2 separate regions of the Homo sapiens genome follow, and region 1 is linked to region 2. A link is a contact called in ENCODE Hi-C or POLR2A ChIA-PET data. All regions are on one chromosome and are shown on one strand. Each heading gives the region's core, a stretch centred on a gene start or an enhancer-like site at or near the end of the contact. The rest is flanking DNA. Distances are from core to core; before and after follow the strand shown. Region 1 holds the start of COPE (coat protein complex I subunit epsilon). Region 2 holds the start of LSM4 (LSM4 homolog, U6 small nuclear RNA and mRNA degradation associated).

The links. A loop is a pair of places that touch in the nucleus more often than their neighbours do. ChIA-PET counts read pairs that join two places held with the same protein, here RNA polymerase II (POLR2A). Pooled maps may share reads with other maps.
Region 1: a pooled map shows a loop between it and region 2 (17-fold over the local background). The contact joins the promoter of COPE here to the promoter of LSM4 in region 2. A Hi-C loop is called at or near these places in 1 of 37 single-sample maps with no recorded cell type and 8 of 50 pooled maps. POLR2A ChIA-PET finds 5 or more read pairs at or near these places in 3 of 52 experiments (A673, CD4-positive, alpha-beta T cell and K562).

The regions. Positions count from the first base shown.
Region 1 is chr19:18,918,014-18,920,713 of GRCh38, forward strand. COPE (coat protein complex I subunit epsilon) reads right to left here and starts at 1,374. Exons shown (of 10, transcript NM_007263.4): 1 at 1,210-1,374. The coding sequence starts at 1,335. DDX49 (DEAD-box helicase 49) reads left to right here and starts at 1,702. Exons shown (of 13, transcript NM_019070.5): 1 at 1,702-1,843; 2 at 2,567-2,690. The coding sequence starts at 1,729. RefSeq lists enhancers at 1-474, 1,377-1,976 and a silencer at 1,107-1,296.
Region 2 is chr19:18,321,512-18,324,379 of GRCh38, forward strand. LSM4 (LSM4 homolog, U6 small nuclear RNA and mRNA degradation associated) reads right to left here and starts at 1,565. Exons shown (of 5, transcript NM_012321.5): 1 at 1,507-1,565. The coding sequence starts at 1,509. It overlaps LOC105372300 (a long non-coding RNA gene), which reads left to right. Exons shown (of 2, transcript XR_007067157.1): 2 at 223-486. RefSeq lists a silencer at 1,446-1,625 and enhancers at 1,686-1,905, 2,104-2,706.

The sequences.
Region 1 (2,700 bases), core at 124-2,623, 600 kb after region 2:
CCCCGTCTCTACTAAAAATACAAAAATTAGCCGGGCCATGGTGGCGCGCGCCTGTAATCCCAGCTACTCGAGAGGCTGAGAAAGGAGAATTGCTTGAACCTGGGGGCGGAGGTTGCAGTGAGCCGAGATCACGCCACTGCACTCCAGCCTGGCAACAGCGCGAGTCTCCATCTCAAAAAAAAAAAAAAAAGAAAAGAAAAGAAAAGAAAAAAGAAAGATGTATGGGAACAGACACACAACTCTCCCTCCCAGATAAGCACAACGAAGAGACACAGAAGCAGTTCAAGCCTCTGATAAACTCTCCGACCCTGAATCCTTAAAAACTCTTAGTCTGTAAAAGAGTGTTACTCTGACCCAACTCCGCCAGAAGGCGCCTCTCAGGTTTGTTTTCTCTAAAATAAACCTGTCTTGACTGGCAAGCCACCTTTCGTGTTTCTTTCCTCTTTAATTCTTACAACTTTGTCACCCAGGCTGGAGTGCAGTGGCGCGATCTCGGTTCACTGCAACCTCGGCCTCCGGGTTGAAGCGATTCTCCTGTCTCAGCCTCCCGGTAGCTGAGATTACAAGTGCCCGCCACCACGCCCGGCTAATTTTTGGTAGACTCATGGTTTCTCCACGTTGCCCAAGCTGGTCTCGAACTCCTGGGCGCATGCGATCTGCCCGCCTCGGCCTCCCAAAGCGCCAGAATTACAGGCGTTTGAGCCACTGCGCTGGGAAACTGTGTTTATCATTCTGAGTCCAGCGGAATACAGTGCCCGTCCAAAAAAGTGCTCAATGAAGAATGAATGAATGAATGGGTAAGCTCTGGGAGAAATAACCAGGCTGGTTGGGCAGGGAAACGTCCTTCTCTGAACTTTAGGGTTCTCATCCGTAAAATGAGGATAAGCAACAGTCTCCATCTCACGGGAACTGAAGGTATGGCTGAACAAAATAGGCTTATTGTCACTACAGTGGCATAAACACCTCCCTTACTCAAAACACTTTCAAGGGCGCAGAGAGAACGCTGTACGAGTGAGCAGTACCGTAAACTGTTACTGCTCTGGGTTCTGTCACGGGACAGTGACTACTCCTCACTGAACTGTGGAAGAGGTGGCCCAAAAAACGCGAGAAGAAAAGAGAAAGTTTTTAGACGCAGAACGCGGCTCGCGGCCACCAGAAAGCGTCCTCCGCCTCCGCCCCCAGCGTCCCCGCGCCCCTGCGCGGCCGCACCTTCACCCGCTGCGCCTCGTTTATGCACTGCTGGTAGCTGCCGATGTAGAAGGCGTTCTTTACGTCGAACAGCTCGTCTACCTCCCCGGAGCCGCCGGAGGCCGGGCCGGGGGCCGGAGGCGCCATTTCGCTGTCTTCTCACCAGCTCCTCTTCCTGAAAGACACGTCAGCCGGAAGCAAGACACGGGCACGCTAGGAAATGTAGTTTACTTTTTCCGAGCGGCGGCGAAGTAAGCCAATGGGAAGCTCCACAATAATATGCAAGGGGGCGGAAGGCGTAAGTGCGTCACGGAGAGCATCTCGGGAATTGTAGTGTGTTTCTGCAAGCCAATGGGATCCGGGGAAACATGATAAGGATGCGGTCGAGGCTGGGAATAGGCTGAGGGAGCTGGAGAGGGTGGGACCACGCAGGAGGCAGATCCAATAAACAGGAAGATTTTTCTCGTGACGTCGTCGGCGCGCGCCGGAAGCGCGGATCACACGGGCCCCTACAAGGGGCCCCTACAAGCGGCCACAAGGATGGCAGGCTTCGCGGAGCTCGGGCTGTCATCGTGGCTCGTGGAACAATGTCGGCAGCTGGGTTTGAAGCAGCCCACGCCCGTGCAGCTCGGCTGCATCCCCGCCATCCTGGAGGGTGAGTATGGCCCAGGGCCTTCCCCAAGAGGCCTCTCCGCTCCTCTCGACTCCTTTCCCTTCTCGCAACCTTTGCTTATTCCGGTCCCACGAGGCGAGGGGCAACCTCGGGCGTTACAGGAGATCCGGGGTTCCGGAGGACGACTGGACAGTGTTGGCATTTAGGTTGCATGACTGACTCGCTTTGTGTTCGTACGCAAGTGATGTAATCTCTGAAATTTTCATAGTCTCAGCACAGGGAGGGTTTGATGGATGACTAGTCCGATAGTATCGCAAAATCCTGCAGACCTGGTACTGCTATCTTTATTTTACAAATAGAAGTTGAGGCTGTCAAAATTGCTGGTAGATCCAGGACTCCTTGGTCCTGTGATTGCTCCTCTAGGAGAAGGTCTTCTCTCTGCTCCTCTAGCCCAACCCAGTTTCGCCATTAAAGAGAGGCCCACAGGAAGCCTAAGATGTGATAAGTCAGGGATTAAATAAACAAATGAAGGGGTCAACAGGGAGCACAAGATGCATATGAGGGAAGGGAATTCTGGATTCCCCAAATTCACGTGCTCCTGGACGGAGTTAGAACGAGGTGGTAGGAAGCTGTGGGCATCTCGGGTCAAATGGATATGGGTTCCAGTCCAGCCTGCCACTCACTGGCAGTGTGTCCTGGGCAAGGTCTCTGAAACCCAGCTGTCCACACATGGAGGGTGTTGATGCTGCTTTGTCCCCAACCCAGGTCGAGACTGCTTGGGCTGTGCTAAGACAGGCAGTGGGAAGACAGCAGCGTTTGTCCTTCCCATCTTGCAGAAGCTGTCTGAGGATCCCTATGGCATCTTCTGCCTCGTCCTGACACCCACCAGGTAAGCCCCC
Region 2 (2,868 bases), core at 315-2,814:
TGACTCTGGAACAAAATTGGTAATAGCCCTTTCCCGAAAAGACCCTCTTCTTGCCTGGGGACCAGTCTGCCTTTGTAGGACTAACAAATAAGCTACAAGATTAGAAATTACCATTTAGGTAACTTCAGCCTCTGGCTGCAAGAGTCTGAAACTCCCCAAATTGCTCCTTGGGATAACATCACTATTATAAAATCTAAGATCAGTGCTTGAGATATTTTGCAGACCCCGTACTTGACGGATCAGCTGACACTACCCAGACCAGTAATCTGGCTCAACCAGTCCTGCGATCCCACCCAGGAACAGAAGACAGCAAGAAAACCTCACTTCAACACTCCCGTCGATGACTCCATCGACCTCAGGAAGCTCCAACCAATCAGCACTCCCCACTTCCTGAGCCCCTACCCGCCAAATTATCTTTCAAAACTCGGATCCCCTAATGCTCAGCGGAGACTGATTTGAGCAATAATAAAACTCTGGTCTCCTGCATAGCTGGCTCTGTGTGAAATACTCTTTCTCCACTGCAATTCCCCTGTCTTGATAAATCTGTCTAGGAAGACAGGCAAGGTGAACCCATTGGGTGGTTACACACTGACCAGCCGGATTTAGGGAGAGTTCTCACTAATCCACAGTTCTGATGCAGCCACCCCTGGGGGACCCTCCTGGTTACTGAATCTCCCACTGTCTCACAGAGTCTGGAAGTCACATCCCCAACAAGGGCCTTGGTTTCTCTCATTGAAAAAAGAAGGACCAGAAGCTGATGGGCCAGGAAACTCCCAGCTCTGAATTCCTTTTCCGATCTGCACAGTGGGGGACACGGGCACTTTCTAGCCCAGATCCAGAACTTCCAGAATCATAAACAATGGGCCCTGCAGAGACCTGGGCCGCAATTTTTCCTTCTTTGTATTGGGAGGATGTACTTTGTCCACCCCTAGCTCAAAACGCCCCCTTCCGCTGGAATGACATGCTATGTGACCCAAGGAGAAACACCACACCCCAGCACCAGGCCTGCTTTTCAGCCAGAAACCAAGAGGCCTAGGAGGCTGTGCTGCTAGCATCTTGCAAGCTCTGAAATTCCTAAAACTAAGTTTCACAACTCAGACTGGCCCCCTACTTCCCAGCACTCTAGTTTTCAATCAGGGAGGTCAGACTGGGCCCGAAGCGTAAGGGACCCCTTCCCTGCCCAAAAACTCTCTGCTGCATTTGGCGGATCCCCACCTTTTTTTTTTTTACTTCAGTTTCCCCACCTGCAAACTGGGAAAACTAACTAAGGCGAGGCCACTGTACTGTGGATACAAGTCCGTGCAACCCTAAATCCCAGACACGAACGTGATAGAGCCACCTGCAGTCTCCGGCCTCAGTTTCCCAGCCTCGTGCCGGGGGGCGGGACTCGAGGCTCGGACCTTACGTTCGCCCCGCGCCAACCAAGCCCACAGCGCCCGCCCGCAGGGATCCCAACGACTGCTGTTCCCGCCTCCCGGTGAGACCCCGCAGTTGCCCTGCCCTCACCATGGTGCCGGCGGGGACCGGGCTCGCCGGCCACTTCCGCCGCCGCCGCTGCACACGCTCCCGGCGGTCGTCGCCGCGCCGCGCGCCACTAAGCTGAAAGAAAGTGGCAGAGACGCAAGCCAGTCAGCACCGGGCTCGAAGGGCGGTCAACCAATCCACGCGGAGTAGGGCGGGGCCCGCTGGGCGAAAGGGCGGGGCGGGCCGTGTTCCCGCCGGAGGAACGAGGACGAGAGCCGTAAAGTGCCGCGGCTTGTAATGCAAAAGGAGGCGGAGCAACGCGCGCCGGCGCGGGGTGCATTGTGAGGAAATGCGTGCGCAGGTGAAACCTTCGTCGGTCTCCTGGGCTCCACGCTGTGGGCAAAGCCAGTTAATGCCTTTCGTTTGCAGTAGAGAGAGAGAAATCGAGGCTTCGTGGTGATTGGGCCGTGCCTGATGTTGCCCTTCCGACTCCTAGTTTTCTGATTCTGTAATTATCCAGGGAACATCATTTAATAGGTTGGAATCCTGACCACGACCCTCGGGGCCTCAGTTTGCTCCCTGTAAATAGTAGTGTCTGCTCCAAAACGTTGCTTACTGTAAGGATGAAATGAATGAAACCATGTAAAAGCACTTAAAACAGCGTCTGGCACATATTAAGTACTTATTACCTACTCTGTGCCTGTTTCTGCTCACAGAATGAACAAAACACAAAATTCGTGGCCCTCAGGGAGACAGACAGTAAACAAAGTAAATAGGCGAATGCTATTAGTTTTCTGGGGCCTGCTGTAACAAATGCCCACACACTGCGAGGTTTAAAACAACAGAACGTGATTTTCTCACAATTCAAGAGATCAGAATAATGAAGTGAGGTTGTCAGCACAGTTGGCTCCCTCTGGAGGCTCTGAGGACAATCTGTGTGTCCTATGCCTCTCTCCTGGGTTCTGGTGGCTGCTGGGAATCCTTGGAGTTCTTGGCTTGTAGATGCAGCCTTCCGCGTTCTGCCTTTGTCGTCACTTGGCCTTCTCTGTGTGTCTCTGAGTCTCAAATGTATCTCTCCTTTTTTTTTTCTTTTTTTTTTTTGTAGTAGAGACAGGGTCTCCCTATGTTGTCCAGGCTGGTCTCGAACTCCTGGGGTCAAGCAATCCTCCCTCCTCTGCCTCCCAAAGTGCTGGGATTACAGGCGTGAGCCACCGAGCCCGGCCGCTCCTTTTTCTTGTAAAGGACACTCCTTTCTCTTATTAAGTCCACCATAAATTTCAGGATAATGTCATCTCAAGATCCTTAATTACATCTGCGAAGACCCTGTTCTTTTTTTTTTGAGATGGAGTCTCATTCTATCACCCAGGCTGCAGTGCAGTGGTGCGATCTCAGCTCACTGCAACC